Regions from separate parts of the Mus musculus genome. Here all the other regions are linked to region 2. Evidence: chromatin loops called from intact Hi-C (ENCODE). Cell type or tissue: gastrocnemius. All regions are shown on one strand. Each heading gives the region's core, and the rest is flanking DNA. Links, peaks and the distances in the headings are about the cores only.

Evidence for each region. Peaks named below come from ENCODE experiments on the same cell type or tissue, not always from the same donor. Only the 100,000 strongest peaks of a DNase experiment are listed, where the experiment ranks them.
Region 1: a loop joins it to region 2, with 2.6 times the contacts of the local background. A loop is called at or near these places in 9 of 42 quality-filtered maps.
Region 3: a loop joins it to region 2, with 2.7 times the contacts of the local background. A loop is called at or near these places in 5 of 42 quality-filtered maps.
Region 4: a loop joins it to region 2, with 3 times the contacts of the local background. A loop is called at or near these places in 10 of 42 quality-filtered maps.
Region 5: a loop joins it to region 2, with 2.7 times the contacts of the local background. A loop is called at or near these places in 9 of 42 quality-filtered maps.
Region 6: it touches region 2 in a loop (2.5-fold over the local background); 12 of 42 quality-filtered maps call a loop at or near these places.
Region 7: it touches region 2 in a loop (2.8-fold over the local background); 7 of 42 quality-filtered maps call a loop at or near these places.

The regions. Positions count from the first base shown.
Region 1 is chr12:17,763,602-17,767,930 of GRCm38, reverse strand. It overlaps Hpcal1 (hippocalcin-like 1), which reads right to left. Exons shown (of 5, transcript NM_001361645.1): 2 at 632-717. Among named protein-coding and RNA genes, the nearest start is that of Gm51995, 28 kb to the right of the region's middle. In gastrocnemius, for the core only: no CTCF peak of the experiment used is centred there; a DNase peak (open chromatin) is centred at 1,849; H3K27ac peaks cover 731 bases.
Region 2 is chr12:17,688,058-17,692,386 of GRCm38, reverse strand. Hpcal1 (hippocalcin-like 1) reads right to left here and starts at 1,578. Exons shown (of 5, transcript NM_001361645.1): 1 at 1,341-1,578. In gastrocnemius, for the core only: no CTCF peak of the experiment used is centred there; DNase peaks (open chromatin) are centred at 247, 935, 1,645 and 2,395; H3K4me3 peaks cover 2,310 bases; H3K27ac peaks cover 2,408 bases.
Region 3 is chr12:17,355,008-17,359,336 of GRCm38, reverse strand. Nol10 (nucleolar protein 10) reads right to left here. Exons shown (of 21, transcript NM_001008421.1): 4 at 4,023-4,100; 5 at 2,379-2,416; 6 at 1,099-1,235; 7 at 182-247. Mir3066 (microRNA 3066) reads right to left here and starts at 3,945; the gene lies at 3,863-3,945. In gastrocnemius, for the core only: a CTCF peak has its summit at 2,285; no DNase peak of the experiment used is centred there.
Region 4 is chr12:17,552,141-17,556,469 of GRCm38, reverse strand. No RefSeq gene overlaps it. Among named protein-coding and RNA genes, the nearest start is that of Gm36862, 2.6 kb to the left of the region's middle. In gastrocnemius, for the core only: a CTCF peak has its summit at 2,167 (motif pointing left); DNase peaks (open chromatin) are centred at 1,814 and 2,148.
Region 5 is chr12:17,771,470-17,775,798 of GRCm38, reverse strand. The region is part of intron 2 of Hpcal1 (hippocalcin-like 1); the gene reads right to left. Among named protein-coding and RNA genes, the nearest start is that of Gm51995, 36 kb to the right of the region's middle. In gastrocnemius, for the core only: no CTCF peak of the experiment used is centred there; a DNase peak (open chromatin) is centred at 1,913; H3K27ac peaks cover 619 bases.
Region 6 is chr12:17,744,498-17,748,826 of GRCm38, reverse strand. All of the region lies in intron 1 of Hpcal1 (hippocalcin-like 1), which reads right to left. Among named protein-coding and RNA genes, the nearest start is that of Gm51995, 9.4 kb to the right of the region's middle. In gastrocnemius, for the core only: no CTCF peak of the experiment used is centred there; DNase peaks (open chromatin) are centred at 1,338 and 1,894; H3K27ac peaks cover 2,503 bases.
Region 7 is chr12:17,793,939-17,798,267 of GRCm38, reverse strand. No RefSeq gene overlaps it. Among named protein-coding and RNA genes, the nearest start is that of Gm40312, 19 kb to the left of the region's middle. In gastrocnemius, for the core only: a CTCF peak has its summit at 2,165 (motif pointing right); a DNase peak (open chromatin) is centred at 2,167.

The sequences.
Region 1 (4,329 bases), core at 176-4,175, 76 kb before region 2:
CTGAAGACAATGGCCTCTTTCTGGGTATCTCCTTCAGACTCACTGACAACCTGGACAGAATGTCTATGGAATGTGGGGGAGTGAAGAAAAAGGCAGCAGGAGATATCCTCTCCCTCCAGGAGATGAGGGCCAGAAAGGAACTCCACCAACAGGAAGTCCTGAGGACACCCTGTGCCATGAAATTCCCTCTATGAATGCTGTAGGAGCTTGGGTGTCTGGAGCTGGGGGGAGGGGGGAAGGGGGGAGGGGAAACCCAGCCACTCCCAGGTCTGCTGGGAACTGCTGGTCTAAGTCTCTAGGGAACTAGCTGCATTTACCAGAACCAGGGACAGAAGTACCACTTGACATTTGCCTCTGCATCTTGCAGACCTCTTGAGGGAGCAGCCATTTGGATTAGAAAGAACCATGACACATGCACAATCTCTGAAACAATGGTGGTGATGCTGGCCTCATGGTTAAGTAGGCCTGGCTCATCCTTGTACTTACAGGGTTCTTCTTACCTCTCAGCCTCAGTTTCCTGACCTGTCCTCTGAGATCACTGAAGAGACTGAACCCACAGTCTCTGCAAATGCCACCCCTTCCATCCACAGTCCTAATGCTCTGTAGGCCTATTGGCCTCACGGTGACTTACCTACGGCCAAATGGAGGCCAAAGCAGAGCAGGATCAGAACTGCTGGGGGATGATGCACAGGCTCGATAAGCTGCTAGACCATTCCCCTGGGAAAGAAGACCACAGGTCACGTGGGGCACTGGCATCTGGGTGAGCTCACAACATCCCTTCACTTGCCCCAAGAAAAACTGAGTGTGTGTGCACATTAGTGTGGGAATATGCACGTTAGTGCAGGTGCCCGTGGAGGCCTGAAGAGGGCACCTGATCCCCCAGAGATGGAGTTACCGGTGACTGTGAGCCTCTCAACATGGGAGGAACTGAACTAGGGTCCGCTTAAAGAACAGTAAGAACTCTTAAGCACGGAGCCACCCTGCCAGTGCCCATATGTATTTTTTATTAAACCCTTTTCCTGGTTTCCCCTTCGAAAATCACCAATCACTTCCCCCCCTTCCTATGCTCCCCAACCCACACACTCCTGCTTCCTGGCCCAAGCATTCCCCTATACTAGGGCATAGCACCATCACAGGACCAAGGGCCTCTCCTCCCATTGATGACTGACTAGGCCATCCTCTGCTACATATGCAGCTGGAGCCATGGGATTCTTTTTTGTTGGTGGTTTAGTCCCAGGGAGCTCTGGGGGTACTGGTTGGTTCATATTGTTGATCTACCTATAGGGCTGCAAACCCCTTCAGCTCCTTAGGTCCCATATGTATTTTTAACAGACTTTATTTCAGGGCAGTTTTAGATTCATAGAGAACTGAGAGAGAGAGAGAGAGAGAGAGAGAGAGAGAGAGAGAGTACAGGGAGGGCAAAGAAACATTCCCTGGGCCCATCTGGTCAACACCCTCCACCAGAATGGGGCATCTGTAGCATGGACAATCATTGCCCTCACTCTGTCTACAGCCTACACAGCATTCATGCTTTGAGCTGCATGTTCTGGGTTCACAGATCCATGTCCTCTACAATGTATACAGACCAGCTTCACTGACCTCGGATACCCCGTGCTCCACCTTGTCCATATTTTCTCAAAGTGTCTCAAAGCCCCCAGATTTAATAGGTTCCAGGAGTTCTGATTTGACACTCATGGGGTCAAAGTGCAGGCAGATGGTGGAACCTGTGGAAGGTCATCAGACACACAACCTGGTGGTTGCAGCAGAAATCACCAGGCAAGTAGGTATACAATGTCAGCTAGTGATTTCTTCATTCTGCCTTCCCCACAACCTTGGCCAAGGGCCATGCTCCAAGGGGCTCACTGAGGGAGAAGAGACTCTGGGACATGCCATGTCACTCTTGGCAAATTCAAAAGCTCAGGCCCTGCTTTCTGCTTTTCATTCTTGTTAACCAAATTGATCACAGGGTGTACACATGACATGATTTCATGCAGTCAGGAAGAAAAGTGAAATCATGATACTTGCACAGAAACAGAAGGAACTGGAAATCATTGTCAAGCAAAATGAACCAGACTCAAAAAGGGAGGTGTGTGTGGATGTATGTATATGATGTGTGTGCATGTGTATGTGTGGTGTATGTGTGTGTATATGTGTGTGAATGTAAGTATGTAGTGTGTGTAGGTATGTAGGTGTGGTATATATGTGTGAATGTATGTATGTGGTGTGTGTGTGTGTGTGTGTGTGTGTGTATGTAGTGTATGTGTGGTGCATATATGTGTATGTGTGTATGTATGTTTATGGTATGTGTGTGGTGTATGTGGTGTGTGTGTTGAAACTAGAAAGGGGAGTCTGAGAGGAAAGGATTCTATGGGAGGAAGAGGTAACAGGATACACATGACATGAAAGCTGAAGGGACAAAACAAGAGAGGAAGGGAACCTACTGGAGTGGGCAGGAGGCCTATGGAGGGGGCAGGAGAACAAATGAGAACAATGGACAACAGCACTAAGTAAGATGGCTCCCTTGAAGAACACTTTAACCTATACAGAGCTTACAAATGTGGGCTGGAGAGAGGGCTCAGTGGTGAGGAGTGTGCACTGCTCTTGCAGAGGGTCCAAGTTCTCTTGGGTTCAGTGAAAAAATTACCAAGGATTCAGTAAACAAGCATGCCACCCTCTTTTACGGGTGTGAATATGCACTCAGGCCTAGGTATGGAGTGGGGCGGGTGTCTACCATCCCTGAGATGAGCAGGTAAGCACCAGCCTGCCAGCGTTCGTTCCTGAGACACTGTGCTATTGGTGCCTGTGGCACTAATCCTTGCTGTCAACTTGATTGGATCTGGACCACACTTTTGGGTGGGTGAGTCTGTAAGGGTTATTTCCTGGAAGATTAACTGAAGGAGTAAGACCCTCCCTGAGGGTGAGCAATGGAGATACAGGGCAGCTTATGCCTGCCTGCCTTCCCTCACTGCCAGTAAGTGCATGTAGGCAAATGTTCCCTCCAGCCCTAACCTATCCAAGCCCAGGCTCAAGAGCAGTAGCTGTCTAGGAACCCTCCACATCTTCAACACCACCCTGAGACGTCTAAGGTATGCACCTCATGTACTGAACATACAGGGTTCTCAGCCTCTTCAGTGTTAGACTACACTGCCTTATTGTGTAAGCCAGAGTAATAAATCCCTTTTGTAACATATATTCATTCTATCAGTTCTGTTCCTCTGGAGCAGTGGTTCTCCAGAGCCTGTGGCTTGTGACCCCTTTGGGGGCTGAACAACCCTTTCAGGGAATCGCCTAAGAGCATCAGAAAACACAGATTTTACATTAAATTCATAACAGAAGCAAATGTACAGTTATTAAGTAGCAACAAAAATAATTTTATGGTGGAGGAGCTGTCTTAAAGGGCTGCAGCACTTGGAAACTTGAGAACTAGTGCTCTAGACAGAGCCTTGTCTCAACCAGCTGGAGGTGGCTTAGCTGTCTAGCTACAAAACCCAATGTCAGCCTTCTGGGAACAGCTCTAAGGACCACCAGGGGACCACTCATCAATCCCAGCTCAGTACAGGGGACCACACCCAATCCAAGAAAGCACTTAGTATCAGCCATCCCCTGTCCCCCTAGAGAGGTTCCCAAGTTTAAAGGGGACATGCTGGGTCTGGGGAGAGCCATGGTTAAGTTCTTGTTTCAAGCTTGCCCAGCAGCTAAGTGACCTTTGACACACATTGGGCACACCGTGTGACCTCAGCCACATGGAACAGGAAGGATAGAAAAAAGAGAAGGCTATGGAGCAGTGGGAAAGGAATGGCTCCTTTGCTGAGAGTCCAGATGAAGCCTCTGCCCTGCTGGGAACCAAGAATTCCAGGGTGATGAACACCTGCTGCAGAGGGTGCCGACACAGAGAAGACTATTTCTTTTATAGGGATGTTTCCCGTAAGAACGCTAACAGCAGTGAACCATGAGGAAGGCCGGAGCACAGGTGACCCTGAGCATGCTCTGGCTCCTCTCTGGATGGTTTCTGAAAAATCTTACAAACAAGATTACTAATTTACTAACTCTCAGGCATGGTGGCAAGCACCTTTAATCCCTGCACGCTGGAGGCAGAGGCAGGCAGATTTCTGTGAATTCGAAGCCAGCCAGAGAAACCCTGTCTTGAAAGATTACTAACTCACAAGAGCAACCTAAGTGTCCCCGAGTCACCTGATCAGACTGTAATTCTACCTGATGCACTTCAGGATCCCCTTAAAGATGTAACTTCAGGGCCACCAAAATCATACAGAGGACTCCTCAAAGCTATGGGAGTGAACTCTCCTACAGGGTGTGCGTTGTTCTTCCCTG
Region 2 (4,329 bases), core at 175-4,174:
TGCCACCCGGACCTCATCCTCCTGTATCAGGCTGACTGCATGGGAGTCAAGGCAGGCGGGGCTTGGGGGTGGGGGTGGAGGGTGTCTAACAGGATTTGGAGTCCTGGCGAACACCCTCTTCTGGGTGGACTTGTTAGTGGTTAGAATAGAGGGTGGCTTCCTGAATGACCAGGCCGGGAAGAAAGGTTCCTGAAACCCCAGACTGCCAGTCTACAGAGCCGGCCACTTTCTCAACGCAACTCTAATTCCAGATCGACATCCTCCAAGCACTTGTTGAACAAAAGGGCTCGCGAGTCTGTAGTCGCAGCCTTCCGGAACGCTGCCGGGGCGCAGGAGCCTTCCGGGCTAGCGCCCTACGCTGCGAGCTCCCCGCACACCCGAAGGCCGTGTCAAGCAGCCAGTAAGGTGCGGAGAGAAGGCAACGCACCCAGCCGCCTAAACTTTCTCAATCTCTCCAAGCTTTCGCTGTGAAGTTAGATCAAGGAAGGAGGCACAAACCACCGTATAGGAGGAAATGAGAGCGTCATCCTCAATAAAGGCAGAAAAAGATTTAAAGAGATGAGAATCCAATGAAGAGCACCTACTGTGCGCAAGACTCTGGGTCAAGAACTACGTGTAGTACGTTCTCACACTGTCAAGATAGCCCCTGAGGGGCCGCCCTCACTTGATACAGACGCCAACTGCGACTCAAAAAGGTGGCCCATCTCAGTCAGGCTCAGGTCTCAGGGCGGGTCACGGCGAGGCCAGGGCTGGGTTGGTCTTTCCCACTGTCCCAGAGCTGAACACAGCCAAGCGGGTCCCCATCCCTCATCAAAGCTCACAATTATCCAAGTGAACCTTGTGGACCTGCCGCCCCCACCCCACCCCGTGAGGGGTGTCAACGCCCGCTGCCACCAGGCAGGCACTTTGCCCATCGGATTCTAGTCGTACCCTCAGGTTCCTGAGCTACGCACTGCGCGGAGCGACACCAACCGGGGGCTCAGCTTGCCCGGGCAGACCGCCCACGCCCACCCCGCCACCCCCACTCTGCGCACAGCGGCTCCCCCCTCGACCCCGCCAGCACTAGTCCCCATCCCCACCGGCAACTGTGCCCTGACACACAATTCCACAAACGTAGTCTGAAAAGTGCACATCCCATCGAGCGCAACGATCCCCACGAGGACACGCCATTCTAGAGCCACGCCACCGTCCGCGGTCAGCTGCAAGCCCACTACGCAGAGAAACAGGCACCATCAGTACCGGCGCACACACACCCGTTCACTCACAGCCGGGTCGCAGCGAGCGGGTCACACACGCTCCCTCCATGCAACCCCGCAGTCCCGCAGTTTCCCCTTTCCTACCGGCTCTGGAGCTGGACGCGGTCCGCTGGCTTCTCGAGCCCAAGTTCTGCGGTGGCCGAGGCTGGGGAGGTGACCGAGAGAGCGGGCGTTTGCGCTCCCGCAGCCGCCGCGCCTGCTCTGCGACCTTCGCCGCTCGGAGAGACAAAAGGATCCGCCGGCCCAGGAGAGAGCGAGGTGTGGGCGACGGCCGCTCTGCAGGTCCACCACCCGCAGCCGCCGCCAGCCCGGGAAGGAAGGGAAGAGAAGGCGGGACCCGGAGGCGGAGGCCGGGGCGGGGCGCATCGCAAGGGCGGGCACTCAAGTTTCCAACGGACCCGCCTCCTGCTTCGACCACGCCCCCAGTCTTAGCCCCGCCTCAGCCGCAGCCTGGTCACGCCCCCGCCCTTTGCCACACCCGCTGCTGGACCCTCGGTGCGCCCACTCTGGTCCATATAGCTCCCTGATCACTCGCAGATTCTCAGCGCAGCAGAGGATACGATGGGTGTTAAGGCCACTGGGACTCGGGACGGGGAGACTCTGGGGGGGTGGAAGGGGAAGGAGAGCAGGGGAGGGGCCGAGCACTGGCCCCACCTCCCTAACCCTTGGCCTCTGGCCTGCGGGTGGGGAGAGGCCGAGAGGCGGTGCCCAAAAGGGCCGGCCTTACGCCAGCACCCACCCACCCCGCCCCCGCCCCCGCCCCCGCCGTACTTGGAAGGAAGTACAGTCCCAATGGCCAGGGAAGTGGAAAAGAGGCTTGAGTTGCCCTAGGCTCCCCAGGACCATCTGGGATGCCTGCAAGGATCTCCTCCCTCTCCACATCAGTCCCGTGTGCATCTGTCACCCACTTTCCTGCGCGTGGTTTAAGAGAAGAGCTTGGCCTGGAGGTGGAAGACCTACGTTCCAGCTGTAATTACTTCTGCTAACTCATCCAGCCATCTTGCCAAGAAAACCCTTGGATTCCCTCAGCCTCGGTTTCCTCACCAATAAACTGGACAACGAGGAGATCCAGAATCCTTCTTGGGGTCTTTGCCTCCCTGACATTCAGTGTGGTTTCAGTTTCCTGGTGAGGAGGCGGGGGCTTGGTTGACATCTCCCATAATAGGGACATCTGGCCTTGTGGGTCCCAGTGGTGCTTCCTTCAGACTCCCAGCATACTCTGGCAGATCGCACCTGCCATGCCCACCCACTGCAAATATCCCAGAAGACAGGTAACCACAGAAACAGCTTATATGAGGAGCTGGGCGAGCCTGTTGTGCAGAGATGAAACTGTCTCTCTGGCGTCTCTAGGGAAAAACTCAAATCCCTCCTTCAAATCCTCCTCCACAAAAACATGTGAGTGAACTCCTACTATTCAGGAGGCTGCCAGGGGTACCTGTAGTAGAGCAGCTCGGAGGTGGAGCTCTGGGGCCTTCTCCACTCCTCCCTGCCTCTGGTGCAGAAAGGCAAAACTAAACCCAGAGGGCTCAAGGGAATGACAGCTGTGAGAGTTAACAGCGCACCACCTGACTGATTTCGAGGGCTAACCTTTGGGTCTCTCTGGCCATGATCGCTTCCTTCTCAGTAAAGACCCCACGGGAGGTCAGTCTGCCCCTTTCTGTAGCACAGCACCACACAGGTATCTAGGGTTACAGGTAGGAGGTTCCCAGAAAGTGGATGGCTGAGGCAGAAGCCTTCAGATATCCTGTTAGCTAGGGCGGGTTGCTTTGTTCTGTGGTCTCCTATTTGTTCTCATTCAACACAAAAGAGGGAGGCCTCACTCAGACACCCAGAAACCCTCTGGCTTCTATCTAGTGACCTCAGCAGAACCTAAGGTCTTTGCAGGTCACTACTGGCTCTCAGCATTCATTTAAACAACAACAACAACAAACAAACAAAACTAAGATAGCAGAAATGGTACCTCAGGAAGGTCTTTTAGGAGCTGGGCCTGGAAGTAGTCTGAGTCATCTCTGCCCACATTCTTGGTCCAGAATTAGTCATATGAACCTACTTGGTTGTAAGGGGCTCAGGGAGTTATGGCTTTATTGGATGCCTGAACACACACACACACATACACACACACACACACACACACACACGTGCGCGCACACACACATACACACAGGGTAAGCACATAAATATAAATTTAAATTAAGTAATAGCTTACTTATTAGTACTTTAAGAAACCTGAGGGTAGCTGGGTGTAGTAGCACACACTTTTAATCCCAGCACTGATCTACATAGTGAGTTCCAGGTCAGCCAAGGCTACATAGTGAGACCCTGTCTTGAAAAAAGAAAGAGAAAGAGAGAAGGGGTGGGGGCAGGGGGAATTCAGTCTACATCATACCTGGGAGACTTTCAAATCAACATGGTTCCTGGCCATAGTCCCTTGCTATTGACTCTGCAGCCTCTTTATTTTCTATCATGTTTTATTTGCAGTTCCAGAGTAGGCTGCCAGGATTGTAATGGGTGAGGCTCCATCCTGGTGATGCTGTCTACCCTTCCCTTGAACACAGAAGCTGGCAGAGAAAATAGCCAGAGAACTTCCTATCAGCACCAAGAGTGACACCCAAGGAGGTGCCCAAGAAGGGAAGACTTTGGGGGTGATTGTGTTCTGCCAGCTAGCAAAGTTACTAGATCCCCCTCACACGCTTAGATGGCTCAGGTCTAAGGAGATCACCAATCTTCGATCACAGAGTCCTTTTGTGGTTTTTTTGTTGTTGTTGTCAGTTTGGGTTTTTTTTGTTTTGTTTTGTTTTGTTTTGTTTTGCCCTGAGACATACTATGTACGTGACTTCTCTTGAAATACGTATGTGGCTCGTGGCTCATGCAGGCACTGTGATTCAGAGGCAGAACCTTGCAAGCTCCAAGAGATCAAACTAGACTGGCCTAGAGCAGCTGGCTGCTGTGGACTGGACTGGGTATATGTCCCTGCATCGGACATTAGAGTACTGGCCCCTAGTGTTACAAATTTGGAGACAAAAATTTTAGAACCTATACACACAAAAAAAGCTGGTTAGATGTAGCTCTGTGA
Region 3 (4,329 bases), core at 252-4,251, 330 kb after region 2:
CTTGGGAAAAGGAAAGAAACGGACCACCACCTTCAGTTCTGATTAAGAGCAGTTAATGATGTTCTTTTAAATGATGGCCCAGGATGCTGGTTTAATGCAACTAGGTCACTTGATAACAACACGAGCCTCTGGCTCCATCTCCTGGGCAAAATTCGTGCAGCAGTAGAACTGGAGTACTCACGCGGCGTCCGTCTGGAGAGGATTCAGGTACCGCCCTTGTTCTAAGTTTAATCTATAAACTTCAGAGCTGCAAGGGACAAAGGATCTGGTGAACTATAAGCATTTCGGGTGAGTAAGTATAAACTTCAGAAGCTCATGACAGCTCTCACTCACAGGCATACACTATGCTCATCTTGGTGGTTAAGATCTGAGATTCTTACAGGAACCCAAGTTCAGTTCTCAGCACCTCTCAGACCGCTCACAACCATCTGCAACCCCAGCTCCAAGGGATCTCCTTACACAGTCCAGCAGTGGTGTCACTGGCCTGCACTGCCATGCTGAGGATCGTAACTCAGGTCCTCATGCTTGCAGACAAAGAACTTGAGCATTGAGCCACATCCCCAGCCCTCTAAGTAGGTTTTAACCCAACTCTACAACTACATATGCCATTAGTGACAAAATGGTCCACAGAGAAATTAATCATTGATACTGAATAAGACAAAAAAATTATAATTCCACCTACTAGAAACTACATATCGGGCTGGAGAGATGGCTCAGCAGTTAAGAGCACTGACTGCTCTTCCAGAGATCCTGAGTTCAATTCCCAGCAACCACATGGTGGCTCACAACCATCTGCAATGGGACCAGATGCCCTCATATATGAGTATAGTGTACTCATATAAAATAAACAAATAATTCTTTAAAAAAAAACTACATATCAACACATAGGCTATTATATATATGTATATATATATGTATATGTATATATATATAGTGTTAATCTCTTTTTCTAAGATTGATTCCCTTTCACAGTAATGACACATCACTTTCTCTATTAAGGACACTTAAGTAGATAAAGTCTACAGGCAATCTAAAAAGAGAAGCCAGCTACCTGTGTGAGAGGTGGAAAGGAGAAAGCAAAAATAATCTGATCAGTACCTTGCACCTACAAAGTACAAGTCACAGGATGGATAGTGGTAAGAGAAGTCTCGGCCGAACTTGGGAATTCTGGTTTTGTAGTAAAAGCCTGATTGTGAGTGAAATTCAATATATCTGTCATTATGTAAGAAGACAATCTGAAAAGGAAAAAAAAAAAAAATCAAGGTTTGTTTGCTTAACTTTCGTCATCACTAAAACAACCCGAGCAAGAAGAACTCTCATCTCTCCCCCTGCTCACTCTGTACAAATATAAACATGTGTGTGCACATGTGCACATTTGACAGAGGTGTGCATGGAAAGCTAACATAGTATTTAAATGCATATCTAGCAATACTAGAAAAAGTAAGTTATAAAAATCACCATACCAAAATCCTAGATAAACAGCTGCGACAGCTAACAAGACAATCTGTGCCTCATAGTTGGAGGAACTGAAGCCAGAAGGGAAGCCACGTTAGCTACCAAGTTCAACTTTGTTTCAGGATGCATGTGACATTAAAATGTTTGTTGAAATCCTTTTAACTGGTGAATACTTAAGGGTTCCATGTACTTCCCATCATTTCCATTTGAAATTGAGAAAGGGCTACCATAAGAATCGAAAACTACTGAAGATGACCACGAAAAGTTAAAGATGGACCGGTGGTATTAGGAAAAGAAGTCTATTCAGTTGTGCTCAGACCTGCACCACAGCACACTACACCCTCTTGATGAGTTACAAGAACTGAACAAACTGTTGGCTTCCTTATCTTGTATAAATAAGGAGACGAAGGCAAACATGCCTAGGCTAACATCAGTAATCAGAACCACAGATCGCGACCATAAGGTACCTAACAAAGGGTGACTGCTACCAATCCCTTAGAATAAAGGTGAGGCCTGGAGACACTGACAACCAACTTGACGTTAGGGTGAGCAAAAGTTCACTCCCAGTGTTTTGTTTTTCTTTTTTTAAAGATACTGTACATCATACATGTACTTGGCCGAAAAATGACAGAAAATGATATATTACCTATTATTACACAGTGATTTTTTTTTTTTATCGCTGGGAATTATCTTAAAAATATTTACTACAAAAATAAGTCCCAGAGCCAGAGACACAGTTCAGCAGTTAAGAGCACTTGCTGTTCTTTCAGAGAACCTGGGATCAGATCAGCAGCTCACAATCCCCTGAGGATCTGATGCCCCCTCTGGCTTCCAAGGGCAACTGCACATGCACGGCGTTCACTGTCAAAGACACACACGTGCATATAAATAAAAATAAAAAGTAAATATGCTATAAAACATACCTTTGAATAGTCATCTGATAAAATCTCAAAGGTGACAACTGAAAAATAGGAAAAAAAAAAAACCACAATTATCAACCAGTGTTTAAACAAAACCACAAACTTCAGGTGAGGATTCTAATTGTTTTTGTTTTAAATGTATTCACCATTGCTCTCTTCAGATACACCAGAAGAGGGCATCAGACAGATGGTTTTGCGCACCCATGTGGTTACTGGGAATTGAACTCAGGACCACTGGAAGAGCAATCAGTGCTCTTAACCACCGAGACATCTCCCCAGCCCTCTTAACTGGTTTAACTGGTGAATAATTATATATAATTGCTGTGTTTGTCCTACCTCTCCATGCAACAAGAAGAACATCCCCACTAATACTAAATGGAAAGTTATTACTTACATCTAGATTTTTTTTTAACAGAACTAAAGTAAATTTAGGATGATCCTAAACATTTTTGCCATAATTTTGCTGAGATGTTCTTAGTAGTTTTAAGATTTTGAAATATAATCTAAACAGCAGCCTTTAAAATGGGACCCCAGGCTGGGTGTTCCTGTGGTGGTGCAGGACTTTACTCCTAGCACTTGGGAGAGAAAGAAAGACCTCTGCGAGTCTAAGGCCAGTCTGGTCTAGATAATGAGTTCTGAACCTGCCATGACTGCAAAGAGAAATCCTGTCTCAAACAAACAAACAAACAAAAAAAAAAAAAAAGAAAGAAAGAAAGAAGGCAACAGTAACTCTTCGCCTATACCAAGTTTACCTCTACACAAAAACATTGTAAAAGATGTGTTATTAATAGCATACAAAGTTTCTATGTTCTCTAGCAGCAAGGGTGAGACTAGGAAGGTATGCTGGTTATTCTACACAGCGCTGTATCCCATTTACTTCTCTCCCATTGTTCCTAAAACACTGGTTAACTGATAATAACTGACCCTTGCCATTTTACCTTGCTGTCTGTATTAGACAGAATTCTCAAAATGCCCCCTGTGACCTTCACAGGGCACCAGGCCCCTGCTGAGAGTAGATGCTCCCTGAGGTTCCATTATACAATATGACCAAGGGAAGATTTGTTTAATCACATGAACCTCTTAAAAGAAGAAGTCTCTCGGGGAGGGAGATAGGACTCGGTGGTTAAAAGCATTTGTTCCAGAACACCCAGGTTCGAGCAAGTCCCAGCACCCACATGCACCACATCTGTAACTCCAGTCTATGTGGATCAGATGCCCTCTTCTGGCCTACTATGGTATCAGGCACATGCATAGTGCACAGATATGCAGGCAAAATACCCATACACATAAGATTTTTTTAAAAAATGCTGGCAGCCTTATAAAGCAAATGGAGTCCAGCTGAGACCCAGCAAGAAGGGAGACACTACCTTCCAGACCCATAGTCCCATAGCCATACCTTTGTGAGGCTGGAAGCCTACTCTAGACCAGCCTTAAAGGTAAGAGCCCACCTGGCAGATCCCCTGAGAGAAGCCCTGTGCGCAGCCCAGAGCATGGCCAGTGCAGGTTGCGGTCTATTAAGTGCAGCATCATATTAAACTACTTAATCTACAGCAACCAAAACATACCACACTACTCACTCCCATTTTAAAGAGCAGTACAATAGACAATTATGAAAAGCTATTTATGAACTCAGGGTTGGCCTCTTACCTTCAGAATCCAAGCACCTTTCAAACTTCAGGGATAACTGATATGTGTCATAACACCGGACCCGAGGCTTATATGTTCCTATAAAAAAAATTAGCATGATGCAAAACCAAAGTTGCATAGCCACACCTTATACAACTGCTTTGTGCTCTTTCTGTCCTGAGGTAAGATAATTATCCTCAAATCAAAGAACCACAGAGAATGAAATTAAAATACCTTAGAAGAGTCACAGTAATCCAGCGAAGAAGACAGAAACAATCAAACAGCTTGACAAGACAAAAAAGGATGCTTAATATTTGTGTCAGTCAAC
Region 4 (4,329 bases), core at 196-4,195, 140 kb after region 2:
TAGCAATACCTCACTCTGTGCTGCAGAATTCTGCTCTAGTTTGCTTTCTGTTGCTGTGATAAGCACCATGATCAAAAGCAACTCAGGGCAGAAAGGGTTTATTTCTTCTTACAGTTTATAATCCATCATGTAGAGGATTGAGAAGAGGAACCTGAGGCCTGAGCACCTAAGGAAATCTGCTTACTGGCTTATGCCTCGTGTTTTTCTCACCTTGCAGGACCACCTTTGCTGGAGTGGTACCACACACATTGGGTTGGGGCCTCCTGTATCAAACATTAATCTAGAAAATGCCACACAGACATGCCCAGTAGCCAATCTGATGAAGGCATTTTCTGTTGAGGTTCCCTCTGCCTGATGACCACAGCTTGTGTCAGGGGGGCAGAAAACTAACCAGCACAATGAATGTGACGGATGACAAAGTGAATGGAGGATGGGAGAGATGAGTAGGAGTGTTAATCTGTTGATTCCCTAACTGGTTGTGTGGCATAGAATCAGTACAGGTGAAGCCTAGAGAACCCTCGGATCATCAGCTCTGTAATTCAGAGACCCAGAGCCAACAGTGATTCCAGTACAAACAAGCCTGAAGGCAAGTGAAGGCTAGTGTTCATCTCAAGATAAGGGGCAAATTCTACACACACACCCCCCCCCCACACACACACACCATGTGCACCATTGTAGTGATTTGTCTTATTCCAGTATTCAGGAACCTGAGGCAGGAGAATTGTTAGAAGTTTGAGGCCCAGGCTGGCCATATAAGTACCAGGCCTGCCAGGGCTACTGTGTACTTACTGAGTTACTCCATGCATAAAATCAACCTGGAGCCAGGTGGTGGCAGTGGTGGCACACACCTTTAATCCCAGCACTCAGGAGGCCAAGGCAGGCAGATCTCTGAGTGCGAGGCTAGCCTGGTCTACAGAGTGAGCTACACAGAAAACAAAACAAAACAAAACGACACCCTTTCAACAACAAGCAATCTAAAGAAAAAATTAAGAAGGCAAACACAGGTTACAGCTCCTTCTGTACAGATTAAGACATGGATCTGAGGGTCCTCGCAGACCCTGCCCTGTCAGGAACGCATTAAATCTATGTGGTTCCTCAGTCTACTTGTGCCTAGGAGAAAGGGGAGGGGAGTGCCCCCAAAGATGGTGGCTGCATTCCAAGAAACACAGCTCACAATCGAGGAAAGGACCCCAGAATGAGCACTCTCACCTATACAGCAGAGGCTCCTGACAGGCTCGCTCTCCTTCTGGAAGCAGACTCTTGTGAAGGGGGGTGGGGGGAAGAGGAGGAGGGGAGGAGGAGGAGAGGAAGAGGAGAAGGAAAGGGAGATGAGAGGGAGGCGGAGCCTCCTAAGAGCCTCTTGGTCCTGCTCTCTTGCCTCTGGAATCCCAGAACCTCTGCTGTCCTATGCAGGCACCTGGGGAAGGATACAGTTCTAGTGGTTGCATGGTGTCCTTTATGATATAGATTGACCTGTAGTTTACCTTTCCAAGCAAGGCTTCTTGTGCCCTGACTCAAAAGCACCGGACTACAAACAAGATCTCCAGTTTTCTGTGAGACTCAGGTGCAAGTTTGATGGGCTGTGAACGAGTCACATGACTCAGGCCAGGCCTCTGTCCTCCGTGGGAGCTGTTTGTCCAGAAAGCTGGGTTCTGAACAGCCCAGTGTGATGCCCTGGGTACCACAAGGTTCTGGCTTCTGCAGGGATGTGGATGAAAGGAGAGGGTCAGGTACTGGGGATGGGAGTGGACGGTTGGTGTGGGCTGGACCATGCAGAGGAGAGCCTAAGTGGGCTCTGCTTCTGGCTCAGAGCCAATTAGCAGAGACAGCTATGCGGAGACACACAATTGCTAGACCCTATTCTTAGGGCACATGGGACAGGTAGGCCAGATCTGCATGTACAAATATAATGTGGGCACAGGAGTAGGCCTGGGATACTTCAGGAAGCCATGGCTACAGGCTTTACCCACTGAAGGGACAGGCAGAGAGAGAGCGAAACAGAGGCTGAAGACGACCCACTGGAGATCCCTGGAAGTCCTACTGAGACAGGGATGAGGGTTGGGGGAATCTGGAGAGGGACCAAGTCTGCTTGGAGTCTTCTTTCAGAGTGGAGCTTGGCCCCTAGCCAACGAGCCACACCTTAAACACTAGATGCTGCTGCCCCCTGGTGGCCGTGACCAGCACCGTCCGAGGCTGCGCAGCTAAGAAGTTGAGTCTTGAGAGCCTGGCTTTCTGTCTCCGGTGCCCGTTGCCCGTTGACTCATAAGGATGCTGAGGCCCACAGAAGCCAGGGCCAGGATCCTGGTGCTTAAGACTCAGAAGCCCCGTCAAGCTGCCGAGTTAAATGAGATAAACCACAAATAATGTTTCTTAATAGGTTCCAAGTAATATCTTAAAACTTACTTGCCAAATGTGGCCTCTCTGCCTATAAATCAAAGAGCTGAACATGCACAGCTGCCAAGGCAGGTTGGAAACAGGAGGGAACAGGCCACATCACAGGCAGCCCCGGCTTTAGCATCCCAGCTACCTAGTAGAGGCACACTCCTGCCCAGATACTCAGCCCAGCTTCCTAGGCCTTCTCCCAACGGGTTGTCAAGCATGGCGGCCTAGCGGGTTTCACCTAAGAAACACTTTAGGTCAGCTGAACAGTGGTGGTGGACACCTTTAACGCCAGCACTAGGGAGGTAGGGGCAGGTGGATCTGAATTTGAGGTCAGCCTGGCCTACATAAAACCCTTCTCTCACAACCAGCAGCAATGTTTTAGGTGTGTGGCTAGGGATATCCTAGCTATTCATTTTTCTGTAGCTGTGACAGAACACTGGCCAAAAGCAACCTGAGAGAGGAAAGGTTTGCCTGTCTTGTCACTGATGGGTTATTCCCGCCTCCTCCCCCCCCCCCCCCGTGAAATGTGCCAATTCAGACCAGAGTCGATTATATTAAAGGCAGGTTTATTGGAAGCCACTCTCAGAGGGGGAAGAGAAGGGGAGAGATAGAGAGAGGGGGGAGGAGGGAGAGGGAGAGGGAGAACACACAAAATATCTGGATTATAGAAGAGCCTCTCTTGGGAAAGGGCAGCCCAGCCCCTGGGCTGCAAAGTTCAGGGTTGGGGGCAGTGTATGCCAGGTAGGAACCTGGAGGTCAGGTCTGCTTTGATATGTAAAATGTGTGCCTCCACTTAATACTGGGCTTTGCAATCCCCACCTAGGGGCAAGTCCTAGAGGTACTCTGACTCACTCCCACTGTAGATAAGGCATCGAGAGGTACTCTGTGCCTAGCAAGGATAGGGCCATCTCAGCTGGGTCTGTCCGGCTCCAGGCTCTCAATCCAGGGCTGTTCCAGGGCAAGTGCTCTGGGCTGCCCCTGCCTGCTGCTGTTTGGGCAGGGAATGAACCAGAGAAGGACAAAGTTTCAGGGGCTAGTGAGATGGTCCAGTGAGAAAAGTGCTTGCCTTGTAAGCATGAGGTCTCAAGTTTGATCTCAGCACACACATACAAACCAGGTGGCAGGAGACTGTAAGGGGGTGGCCTCTGGAGGAGACAGAGGATCTCTAGCTTGGTGGCCACTAGTGTGTTGGAGGTAGATCACTGGGGCTTGTGGGCTGCCAGCCTAGCTCCAGGTTCAACTTCTTTCAAGGGACTTCAAATGACACAAGACATCTGATAAGTCTCCTCTGGCACTGCCCACCCCTCTCCTGATATATCACATATACATAAACTGGAGGTATTCAAGGAAGAGATCAGAGATCAGTCTCTGGCTTCCACACAAGTACGTAGAAGCACCCATACAAGCATACACATATATACATATGCCAAAAAAATACTGTCGCTGGGTGCAATGTTAACACTCATGAGACTGAGGCAGCTGGAGGATGATAAACTCAAGGTCAGAGCTGGATCCTGCTGACTTTCTTTAGAACTTAGTTTTTGAGAGCTAAGTCAAAGCAGCCTCCCTGGCCTGTCTGAGCATGCCTGTCTTCCAGAACTCAACTCCTTTCATGGCAAGAAACGCACAGGCTTTAGTCTGCTAGGCAACCACTCCATCAGGGCTGAGGAACTCTGCCTTTGCCAGTCAGACAGATGAAAAAGAATGGTTTCTTCAGGTCAAAAACTTTTGTTTAAAAAAAAACCAAAAATCTATTTGGAGGCTGGAGAGATGGCTCAGTGGTTAAGTGTACTGGCTGCTCTTGTGGGGGACCCATGTTCTGGAACTCCCCCCCCCCCAATCTGATGTCCTCTCTGGGCTCCTCAGGCAAAACCCACATGGTACATACACACATGTAGACACACATCAATTTGAGGGCAGCATGATCTACAAAACAAATTCTAGGCC
Region 5 (4,329 bases), core at 216-4,215, 83 kb before region 2:
TTTGAGTCAGGGCCTCTCTCTGAACCTAGAGAGTACTATTCACCATTTTGTCTAGACTAGACGGCCAGAATGACCCTAGAATTGGCTCCTGTTGTCTCTATCCCACAGTGCCAGGGTCACAGCAAACAAGGACATATGTGGCGCTTTACACAGGTGCTGGGGATCTGAACCCAGGTCCTTATGCTTACACACAGGGAGCACTCCACCTCTCAGACTGCGGCTTCCTGCATTTCTGCATTTAATACTTTGCCACCATGAACCCGCACAGTGCCCCAAAACAAGGCAGGGTACACACACTGTTTATAACTGTGAATCGGGGCTGCATGACATTTCAAAGACTCAGCATGAGGCCCAAGAGACTCTTCCTATCCTGAAGGCTCAAACACTTTGTGACCTCCAGGGTTAGGGACTCAGGAAGGAATGTGAGGGATGTGGGTGAATTAGTCTTCTAGAAAGCTCCATTCTGGCACAATAGTGACAGTAGAATAGGCACTCAGGAATGTGTCACACCAGGGGTATTCACTTGCCGGATGCTGATGTCCCTCCTTTTGGACAGCAATCTAGCTATGGGGTCCCAAGTAAGGCTTTTTGTTCCCTCCCATGAGGTCATTATCATCAAAGATGCTCATCACCAGACCAGACCTTTTACAGGCCCCTGCTTCTGTATGGGACCAGCAGGACATCTGGGCAGCCAGTTCCCAGCGGTGGATGGGGGAAAGCAAAAAGCAATGTGTGGGTGTGTGCCAGGGCCAGAGCTAAGGAGAACTCACTGCCCTGCAGCACACAACAGCTGCCCAATGAGGAAGTGATAGTATCCCCACAGGGACAGAGGTCAGCCAGCTAACATGGAGCACAACCAAGACGACCAACCCAAGCAGACTAGGAACTGGCAATGGGGATAGCTGGAAAGACATGAAAGACAGGGCAGATCCAGGCCCTCACGTTCCTCACCTAATGTCCAGCTTTATAGAAACCTTAGGGAATTAGCAAGTCAAAATATCAGGATACAATCGATGCTTGACTATACAGTAGAAGCTCAAGGCTGAGCCAGAGGGACAGACACCTGTGTTATACACTCTTCTTCCTGTGGGCTGAGTCCACACCTGTGGTTTTGAGACAGGGTCTCATGTATCCCAGGCTGGACACTGAACTCATTATGTAAAGGACGATGACCTTGAACTCCTGATCCTCCTGCCTCGATTTCCCAAGGGCTGGGGTTAGAGCCATGCACCACCACATGCATTTGTGGTGCACTTAGGGACAGACTTTAGACTTCGGTGAATCTTAGGCAAGCATTCTACCAACAGTCGTAGCCAACTCCAGCCTATCCTCCCTCCTCTCCCTCCCCCTCCCGTTTTCATGTGACACAGTCTTTTTTTTTTTTTGAAACAAGCTTTCTCTGTGTAGCCCTGGTTGTCCTGAAACTTGCTCTGTAGACAGGCTGACCTGGAACTCACACAGATCCATCTACCTCTGCCTCCTGAGTACTGGGATTAAAGGAGTGCCCCACCACCATCTGGCTATGATAGAGTCTTTCTATACAACCCAGGCCAGCCTTGAACTTAACACACTCCTCAGTCTGCTGAAATTACTGGAAGACAGTATGCTGTAAGTGTTCTTTTGAAGGATATGTAAGAAATTACTGCAAGCAGGTTAGGTTTAGAGGCCTCCAATTTGTTCCCCCAGTCCCTCTACAGATGGACGTCTTGTGCAGTCACTTGTAGTGGGATGGATTCAGCCTGGGCTTCTCTGCCTTGCTGCTCAGCACCCAGGCTCAGGTTGGCACGTTGGCCACCGGCTGGATGCAGCAGGTTCTTTGGGGTTCCTGAGCCAGCTATGGAATGACTCACACATGGGCTCCTCCTGATTGGCTGGGACTATGTTCTGATGCTGCAGGCCAAGAAGCCAGCAATGGCCTTTCCCCAGTGGATAGGGGAAATGGCACGGGGCCTCTAGGACTGGCTCTGCATGGTCAATGACTCAGGCTGCCCTGGCCAGTGGCCAGCACCCAACACTCCTGGGAGGGTCCAGCAGTAACCCAGGGGTGCTGAGCCAGGCCTCGCAAAGAGCAGGGTAGAATATCTCTCATTGCTCCTGACTGAGCCTATGTGTGTCCCTCTCTAAAAGGAACTGCAGTTTACTGTGTCAGGCTGCAATGGGACATGCAGATTTGGTGGTCCCTGGGTCAATCCCTGCCTACAGCCTTCCCTTCTAGTCATATGTTCTTGCTACCTTGATTTCTCTGAGTCCTGTCTCCTTAGCTGTAAACCAAGAGCAAAGGTCCCTGTGTGTGGAGTTTACAGCCTATTTCTATGAAAGGAAGGGAAACAGAAGCTATGAGGAGACAGAGAAACTGAACCACCAGGCAAATGCTCGGTGGGGACATTGGAGGACTTTTACTGTGAAAGACCACAGGCTTCCTCAATGAGCTCCATCTGAGTACAGCACCCTGTGAGGAGGGAAGCCACCGACCTGAAAAGCTTCTCTTGCAGGTCATACCTACTGCAGTGGCATTAAAAACTGTGTCCTGTGCTGGCAGAGAGCCTGGGGTCACTGTGGTCTGGAAGCATCCCTGGGTAGGGCCAGTGACATCCTAACTCCTGTACTTCAAAGAGGAAAAGAGGGGAGGGAAGGAAGGATGTAGCCAGGCAGACATCAGGGCAGGGACCGCAGAGGCTCCTGTTGCTGAGGGGCAGGTCTAGTACAGGGGCCCAAGCACCAAGGGCTTGCTAGACACAGGGGTGGGGTTTCAGGAGGAGGAAGGCCCCTTCTCTCATGGCAGCAGGTATCCTGGGAAGTCCATGCCTACTGCTTAGGAATAGGAGTGTGAGGGATAGGGACCCTCAGGCAGTGACTCACACATCATGTTATATGTGTTACATTGCTTAGAGACACACACCCCAAGTCCCCTCCCCTAACACCGTGATGTGTTACCTCACTGACTACTCAGAGGCTCCCATCCCTCCTGGCCTCAGTGATAGCCCAGGAGGAAGAGCTGTTAGAAGGAGGACTCCTCAGAGCACCACACAGGACTCCGGAAGATATCCCCCCTGGGAACTCGCTATTCTTACACACAGGAATATGAGTCCTTTGCTCATTCATTCATCCAGCCACCTTTACCAAGTATGCATGGACTTGGCCTGAAGATGTGCTGAGCGAATGACCCTAACCCTGGGCAGATGGAGAAGATGCTGACTGGTGGACAGGGAAGATGGATGCTCAGAGGAAGCCTCAGTGTGCTCAGAGGCGAGTCACTATGAAACAGAGAGAGCAGACATGTGTTACCTGGGGTACATCTACCTGGGGGCGGGAGTGGCAGTTCATAGGGTCAGACTCAGGGGCCCCTCACAGCTGCTAAGTTTCAAGAGCTCATAGGCTCAGATTTTAGGGGAGACCACTGTCAGCAAGCCTGTTTCTGCTACCCAACTCTGGGTCTGTTACCTCTCCAGGCACACTAAGGGGGACGATGAAGGACTCACAACCCACACTACTACTCAACAATAACAGAACAGTGTAGACTGGAGCTGAACAACACGGAGCAGTCTGGGATGGTAAGGAAGAGTAAGAGAGGAATGGAGAAACGGATGATGTAGGGTGTGGGGAGGAGGGAAGGCTAGGGAAAGAAAGAGGAAATAAATACCATCAAACCCAAGGAATTCAGATTCATTTCTTGAAGGTTGGTTCAAGTTGGGTGAAAACCAGAATAAAAACCTGAAGCAACAGATGTAAAGGCCTGGGATCTATACCCACTTGTAATGACAGATTCAAACACTTGCACAAGCCCAGATATCCTGAACATTGCCAGCCTCAGGATGGTCTGGGAGGGCACTTCTTGAAGCACATACTTTCTCGAAAGGCTTTTGATCAGTGCAGCCCTGAGCAGATAGACCCCAGCTCTAAGATGCGACTCCTCCACAGAGCAGTCTGCTAGGGTACATGAGAGGGCTCTTTCCCCTCAGAGACATTAATGTTCTTTTCCCACCCTCCTGGCTGGTAGGTCCACTGCTCCCAGTCGACAGCAGAAAGCTACATTTTGCCCAGGTCCCTGACTGAATGATGTCCCCAGTGAATGGGAGCAATAGAATTCATGTGCCCCCAGTGAATGAGCTTCGGCCACATTCTAATAATATGCCTTGGGCAGAAGTCAACCAAGAGAACTGTCACCTTAAATATTAGATGAGGTAGCTATGTATTGACACAGGGATCTGTCCTCAGGGCAAGAGACCCCTGTGAATTTGGGGGCTACAAGTATAGCTTCTGTACCCACTCCACAAATTAGGTTGTTTTGTTTTGTTTTGTTTTTTCTTCTTCTTCTTTAAGCTCAAAAGA
Region 6 (4,329 bases), core at 120-4,119, 56 kb before region 2:
CCAGCTAAGAAAAAAAATTTTTGAATCTACCTACAATAAATTTCATCCTTTCTAGGTGTACAATCCATTTAGTTTTGACAAATGTACCCAGCTCTGTAACTACCCAAAACAATTTTAGCAGGAGAAAGAAATCTTTTAAATTTATGCTAATATGTGGTTTAGCAAATATGAATATTTATCACCTAGCAATTACTCTCCCGACTTATTAATTGCTGGATTTCTAGTTGACTCTCGTGTGTGTGTGTGTGTGTGTGTGTGTGTGTGTGTGTGTGTGTGTGTTTATAAGATATAAAACAAGGCAGACAAGAAGGCAGCTGTTTTGGTGCCCTTGTGCTCAGTAGCTTTGTTTACAGTGAGTGTGGCTTGCTGTTTTGACTCAGTGGGAAGGGGTGAACCTGTGAACCTGTCCAGTCCTACGAAGAAAGTAAAGTCTGGAGATTGGATAGCTGTCCAAGGTCACACAGCTGCTAAGAGGAAAATGCGGGGCTGACATCCAGGTCTGATTGCCACTTCCGTATTTGAATCTGTCCCAACAGCCACACCACAAAAAAAAAAAAAAAAAAAAAAAAAAAGGCAATTTGTGTACCAAAAAAAAAAGTACAATTTGTGTCCTTCCCTAACCGCTTTGCCTTGAGTGTCTCAAAGGGCATGAGACAGGAATGAATGCTGGACTCATGCTCTCTGCCTTCCTCACACACACAGACAACTGCCCCTCCTCAGCTCTGGCCTCTGATCAAAGCCCGCAAGTACCCTCAAATCTATCTCAGCCTCCCAAGGGAGTGTAGGCGTGGAGACAGGACAGATTGTAGCCTACACCTCCTGCTTAGTGAATTCTCTGGAGGGATACAATGTTACTAGATGAAAAGGCAGGCTTTAAGCAAAAGAAAAGGATAAGGTCACGGGTCTCCGGGAGTAAGCACCCACACTAGAGAGCCCTTGGACAGGGCAGAGCCCAGCTCCTGCTGGGACAATGAGGATCCCCCTTCCCTCCCTCCTCCCCTCCCTCCTTTCCTCCTTCCCTCCCTCCCCCCTCCTCCTCCTCTACTTTCCAGCATTCTTTGCTCATCATAAACAGCTCATTGGGAGGGAGGGCTTAGCACCCCTCCATCCTAGAACTCTGACAGTCCTTCCATGGCCTGTGGAACCATTCACACATGATTGCTGCTGTTCCCCTCTCCACACTTCCATCCTCCCTACAGCAGCATGGTCCATGGTCCAGCTCCGGGTAGTGAAGTTCCAGAAATCCACATCTCACAGAACTTCAGCTCTCCTCGAGTGGGGGTGGGGGAGGCTTGCAGATTGCACACCAATAATCAAGAAGATTCCAGATTTCTGGAGGGGGATGACCACAGGAAGGAAGTGGTCGGGCACAGATTCCATGCCGTCGAGTCCAGATGTCTGCCCCACTCCTCTCTCCTAATCCCTCCCTGGACCTCACACCTGCTCCTTCACAAGAAACCACCTCAGCTGTCCCGCTCACTCCCACTTCACTCTGTGCAACTGTGACATTTAGTATTTGTCTTGTTCTGAATCTAAACTCAGGACATCAGTGTCTGCAAATGGGAGGCCACTTACTGCCTCCATCTAGGCAGACAAACTGTCTCATCCCCAAGAAAAAGGGTGTCTCCCATAACCCACCAGCCTTCTCGAGAAGGCTGGCCATAGTGACCTCTCTGGTGTGCAAGCCAATTCTGTGAGGAAATCACCAGGGGGTGAGGCAAACGAGTGGCTGGGTCAGGAGGTAGCCTTCAGTGACTTTTTTGTCCTATATTTTTGCCAACTTTCTGATCTGTTTTACATAATTCTTCTAATTAAAGTAAGTGTTTTGTGCAGCCCTTTGTCCCTGGAGCTCTGGCATTCTGCCCCACTGACCTGAGGACTCAGCTTGACTGGGGGGAGGAGCAGAGGATTTGGAAGAAGCCCAGTAACATTTGGAGCCCAGCAGGCCAGCGGAAGACAAGTGGTTGCCCTGAGGAACTGGGCAGGCCCAGCCAGGTCGCTCTGAGCTCCTGGGAGTGGGTGGGGACTAAGGACTTGGCTACATTTTAGATTTTCCTAGAGCCCTAGTAGGAAAACAGACCACTGTACTGGACAGAGAGGCACACACCTGCACTCCCAACGCTGATTGGGCAGAACAGGGGAGGGGGGACACAAGAGTTAAAGTGGCTTTGGCTTTCGAGACCTGTTTTTTTTGTTGTTGTTGTTTTGGTTTGGTTTTGGTTTTTGGTTTTTGGTTTTCCTAGACAGGGTTTCTCTGTAGCCCTGGTGAGACCTGGTTTTAAAACATTGAAACAACTAACAACCAGAGCTGGTAGCCAACATCCATCACAATGTGGACCTGCAGCCACCCCAGGAAGGAAGTGAGTCTGGAGTCAAAACTCCCAAGGACCCTGGGGTTCAAATATTGGATTCCGGCTGAGAACTTTAGAGACAATTTGGAAAGGCTTTTAGTGACCTAGCTTTTTAATGGCCTAGGCTTCCTCTGGCATGAGCATGGCATGGGTCCCCATAGGTGGCATGGGTAGGCTTGGCTAGAACCCCTGAGGAGGCCTGTATCACAAAGCATAGGACCATGGTGAGATGAAGTTGCTTCTTGGGGCTGGTAGTGAGAACTGAGGGCCCCCAGGGGCCCAGAGAACAAAGGCTCCTGTGTCCTCGGCTTCAAATACTGAAACATTAAAAACCCACTCCTGGGGACTCGGGTGTCTGATGTCATCTTCACCGAGAGCCACTCAGCGCACAATCTCCAGTTTCTAGGAACATTTCTGTCACTCGTCACTTTCCATCACTTTAAATTTTAATTTTTCTATTATGGAGTCAGATGATAATGATGACAGCAACACCCCCCCCCCAACCAGCCTCATGCTTTATTCATGGAGGGAAGGCACGGGTGTCAGAAGCAGAGAGCCTGCTGGGGCCTGAGACTTGTGTCACACCTTCCTCAATATCGTGCCTCAGTTTCCCCAGTAGCTCCTCATCCCTGTCCAGGGATCTGGCTCTGCTCGCTGCATGCCTAGAATCAGTTTTCCACCCCACCACCCCATCCTCTTTCCAGGCACCTACAACGAACTTCTGATTATTCCATCGGTTCTGGGGCTTGCTGCTCTCATCTGTCACTGACTATGTCCCTTAGAGCCTCTTGATGCTGCACCTGTGTCAGAGCAGACCAGCTGGGGAGAGCTTGCAGCGGCCTGGGGAAGGAGGCTCCCCAGCACCGGATTGCTTCCTCTTAGGGTCGCTAGTGTGATAAGAGCCAGGAAAAAGCAGGGAGCCAAGGCTTTGACCAGTGGCTCTGGATCCACCTGTAGTTCAGTCCTTAGGTGGGGAATGGGAGCTGTCTTTGTGTCTTCTATAAACGGACACTACCTGAAGCACCTGGGATGGCAACCCAGATGCTCAGGAGTGAGGGAGCCCTACTGATATCCAGGCAGATGGGAAGGAAGACTACCAGGTGCAGGTGTCCCGAGCAGCATGTGACACTTATTACTGAGCCCTGCCTTCATGACAGCACTTGCCCCCCTGGATCAGCACTTGCTCGATCATCTACCTCCCACCTGGGAGCCTCTGAGTGCTCAAACCTCACCCAGTGTTAAGCCCACCACCCTGGATACAATATCGAGACGGGATATGTGCCGAGTGCCTGGAGGGATGCATAGAGTGTGTGGTGAGCACACGCTGCTGGCCCTGCTACACTCTAGTAGAGTCTTTGATCAAGTTCTCTCCATGTCAGCGCTACACAGTCAAAGCACTACACAGCTTCCCTCCTGTGCTTCAGCCCACAGGGAGCAGATGGTCTTGATTTCTCTCATCATTGGAAGACTGAGCAGATTATAAAGCAAAACTACAACTGGACCAGTTGGTGAGAGACTGCTATACCCTCACTCTATGGCCAACAGTGACAACAAGGTTCCTAGGAGTGACTATGAGCCAAGGAAACACCTGTGTGCATTCTTTCATCTTTGAAGATGATGTCTTCTGGAAGAGGCAGGTGGACTTGCCTCTTCCAGAACCACCATATAACCACCTTCTGAATGGTGATAAAAGATCCCAGAGCCAGCCCAGCAGCAGAGAAACCTCAGGCCCACAAGGACCTGTGCAAGGCCTGTTTCCTTACCACTGCCATCCAGGGGAGAGCCTGCCCGAGGACGCACTGGGCTGGTTCTCATTCTCTGTTCAGGGGAGCCCTCCAGGAGATAGGAGGAGGAGACTGTGAAGAGAAAGCATCCATGTGCATTGGATTAAACAAAAGTCCCAGGGAAGGCTGCTCAGGTCAAAGCTTGCAGTGTTGCGCAGCCCCAGAGAGAACATGGAAGTCCCACACCCTGCCAC
Region 7 (4,329 bases), core at 248-4,247, 110 kb before region 2:
CTCTGAACCCAAGGCTTCAACCAGGATGGGGGGTCCTGCACTAAATTTTCCCAGATGGGAATGTAGGGTGCTTGATCTGGTTGAGACCCTGGTCTCCCCTGCAAAACAATTAATTACAGCAAAAATCACAATCAGATCAAGAGTGTCATCTGGTGGCCAACCAACATCAAAAGCTGACCATTCCATAGAGAAGAAAGTTCTCCAAAATCTCTTTCTGACATCCATAGACAGATTGTGAGCTCTAGTCTTAAGTTCAGTCCAATGCTCAAGAGTCACTCCAAGGGGAGTGCTAATAGTCTGTCCCATCGTCAGAGTCATATACAGGGAAACAAACAATATATACACACAAAAAAGATTACAATAACTGAGACCAGGACCCAATCAGATGGCCGAGTGAGCACCCTCTCACTTGGCACCCAGTAACAGGAACAGATGGCCGAGTGAGCACACTCTCACTTGACACCCCGATGGGAAATCTCCAGGCGTCCCTGGAGCTCCCTCAGACCTCCTGGGACTTCTCCCAGGGTGGCAGCCGGTTACTCCTGACACGTCTATCAGTAACCCTCCCCTCCGTCCCAGACAGGGAGTTCGTTGCTTTCACGAGTACGGACGACGGCAAACAGAAAATACCGAATTCAAACACAACCATCAGACAAAGACATAGACAAAGACATAGACAAAGATATAGACAAAGATAGGATCCTACCTCCAAGCAGGGTCTCTGAGAACTGGGGTAGGTCACAAATCCCTGCAGACAAGCCCCCACATGTAAAACCCCTGAAGCTGGGCCTCCACTTAAGTCCCGGGATGAGCTGGCCAACACCCCAATGTCTCAAGAGAAAACCACAACTGATGCAAACTGCAAGAGGGTTTATTATCAGCTGAGGATGAAGTCCCTCTGCCATGCAGGGCAGGTGACAGTGGGGGCTTTTAACAGCTAGCTAAGGAATTGGGAGGAGGTGGGAGGAGAGTTGGGAAGAGTTGGGAGAATTTGGGAGGAGAGTTGGCTACAGCTCCTTTCTGGCGGGGGGTGGGGGGGAGTGAGCTGCAGCCTCCTTTCTGGCGTCTATCCATGTCCTTGTAGGTCTTCCTACAATTATTGCATCTCTGGCTTCCAGGTAGAAACACTCTAAGTCGGGGTCTCACAGTACCAGAATTCTGAAGAAATAAGTACTTTCCAAGGCCAATTTTAAAAATCAAACAAGCAAATCACCCTTTCTAAAATACAAAAATAGGGCAAGTATAAAAAAATGAAAGAACAACCCTGTTCATTGTCTTTTATGTATGTGGGATGCCAAAAGAATCTATTGCCTAGATTTAAGGTGGATCTGACCATCTCAAAAGATCAAGATTAAGAAATGGTTTCTCACTTCAAAAGGTATAATTAAGACATATCCCCCACAGTAAGCAGGGTTAGGCTATTTTAGAGGGTTATGGTCAGTATTAGGGTTCTTAGATTTAGGGTACACACATGCCCACAGTTGAAATAATAAAATAAATCTTAAAAATCCACTGAGTGAAGTAGAACAGGTAAGTTTGGCTAGAACCTCCAGGAGGGCTCAGGAGTCCATCTTGCTTCCAACCTTCTTCCATCCTCTCACCCCGACCCCCAGCCTTGACATTCCCACTCTGGGCTTTCTGCTACCACTGTCTCCAACACTGTCTAGCTACAAGGTTTGGTATAGGGCAAGGTGTGGATTGGGGTTAGCTTCACCCACAGCCACAGAAGTGCAAAAGCCACATTCTGCAAGGCTCACCAAGACTTTGTCCCTTTTGGGTGGTGCTTCCTCCCCTGCTTGAATGGCCCTGGCTTCCTGACAGGAAGTTCATCTTTAGATTTGAAAATAGACTGTGGGACTATCTGGGGACACTGTGACCTTAGGGGCTGTGTTGGTAGTGTCCCTATCCGCTGGACTTCTCCTCTGATGCATGGTCCTCTCTGATGCATAGTGGCATCTATGTATCTATGTAACTACCCATCATCTATGTATGTATGTATGTATGTATGTATGTATGTATGTATGTATGTATTATCTATCTATCTATCTATCTATCTATCTATCTATCTATCTATCTATAACCTATGTATCTATGTAACTATCATCTAAGTATCAACCTATCAATTATGTATCTATCTCTAGAAACAAGTTGGTCAACAGGTGGCGCTGTGGAGCCAGTACCTGTACCAGGTTAGAAAGCTCAGAGGACAGTGTGAGGCAAAATAGGGACTAGGAAGTAGCAGGTGTGGGATGGATCCATTTAGACCCATTCTGCTTAGATGTGTACTCCCAAACAGATATAGCACCAAATATATGTGCACAAGTTTGTACACACACATGTCATATCTAGTAGTAAGATGGATGTACACACATGCATACCTATATTCCTATAAGTGCGTGTATACATGTGTACATGCATGGCAGTATAAACACATGTATGTGGGTGCAGAAAAATTAGTATAGTCCTAAAGTACTGTATGAATATATGTATTAAAGTGTACTGGCTAGTTTTATGTCAACTTGTCACATGCTAGAGTCATCAGAGGACAGAGCCTCAATTAAAAACATACCCCTAAAAGATTGGACTGTAGGGCAACGGTAGGGTAATTTCTAAATTAGTGATTATGGGAGATGCCCAGTCTATAATGTGTAATCTCATCCCTAGGCAGGTTTGGTGGCACACACTTGGAATCCCAGTACTGAGGAAGCAGAGACAGGAATCCTTGGGGTTTTCTAGCCAGCCAGCCTAGCCTACTTGGCAAGTTCTGGGCACTGCAGTGGCTTCTAAAACAAAGCAGATGGAACCTGAAGACTGACACTCAAGTTGAGGTCTGTTTTTCACAAGTGTGTTTACACTAGTGCACTCCTGACATGTGTACTCCATCCCCACATACAATATTAAAGAAAGAAAAAACCCTAGCGCCAGCAGGTTCATACGTGTGATCCCAGAACTCAGAGGGTGAAAATAGGAGGAGTGTGAGTTCAAGGCCAGCCTTGGCTATACATCAAGACTGCCTCAAAAGCTGTCTCTAGAGGCTGGAAATTGCGCTGTAGTAAGCACAACCTTTGGCCCCAGCACTCAGGAAGCAGAGGCAGTCACAGCAGCCTCCCCCAGGCTCAGATACTGTGGGCCATTTGAAACCCCAAGCACTGTTCATCTTCTTCCCCCTGTCCCCTTGAACTAGGCAGTGACAGAGCACAGTGGGGAGACAGAACTCAGCAATTCACATGGAGAGAGGAGCCAGCATGGCCCTGGCATGGGAGAACCACCACCTCTTCCTCTTTTCCCTCTTCCTCCTCCTCCTCCTCCTCCTCCTCCTCTTTTTCCTCCTCCTCCCTCCTCGTCCTCCTCTCTCCTCTTCTTCTTCTCCTTCCCTTTCCTCCCTCATCCTCCTCCCTCATCTTTCTCCCCCCTCTTCCTTTTGTTATTTTTTAAGATTTATTTATTATATGTAAGTACACTGTAGCTGTTTTCAGACACACCAGAGGAGGGCATCTGATCTCATTACGGATGGTTGTGAGCCACCATGCAGTTGCTGGGAATTGAACTCAGGACCTCTGGAACAGCCACCAGTGCTCTTAACGGCCAAGTCCTAATTAGTACTTTCTATGACAATTGTCAGGTTTTGTTTTTGAGACAGCGTCTCACTATGAATCCCTGGCTGGTCTCAAACTCAGTATGTAGCTAGGAATGGCCTTGGACTCCTGATGCGATCGATTGTCAGGTCCCCTTAGTGCTGGGATTGGAAATGCAGGTGGAGGCCAGAGGACAACTTATGGGAGTCAGTTCTTCCCTTTCACCATGTGGATCTGGGAGATCAGACTTGGTCTCTCCTTTGGATTTTTGAGATGGGGTCTTGCTATAGAGCCTAGGTGGTCCTAGAACTCATGACTTCCCTGACTCAGCCGCCACATTTCCGTGCTCCTATTTCCACCACTCACTGTACTCTCAAATCCTGGGTATCTTTGGGTTCCCCATTTAAGAAGACTCCCTGGGCTGGAGAGATGGCTCAGTGGTTAAGAGCACTGACTGTTCTTCTGAAGGTCTTGAGTTCAAGTCCCAGCCAACCTCATGGTGGCTCACAACCAACTGTAATGAGATGTGATGCACTCTTCTGGGGTGTCTGAAGACAGCTACAGTGTACTTACATATAAAAAATAAATCAATCTTGAAAGAGAGAGAGAGAGAGAGAGAGAGAGAGAGAGAGAGACTGTGCAGACACATCCATCCATTCTCTTACTCTCCATTATTTGAATATGTGAACCTGAACTTGCTGGGTGACATTAGCCAAGGCACATGCCCTGTTTGGCCCTGAGGGACCGTTTCTGT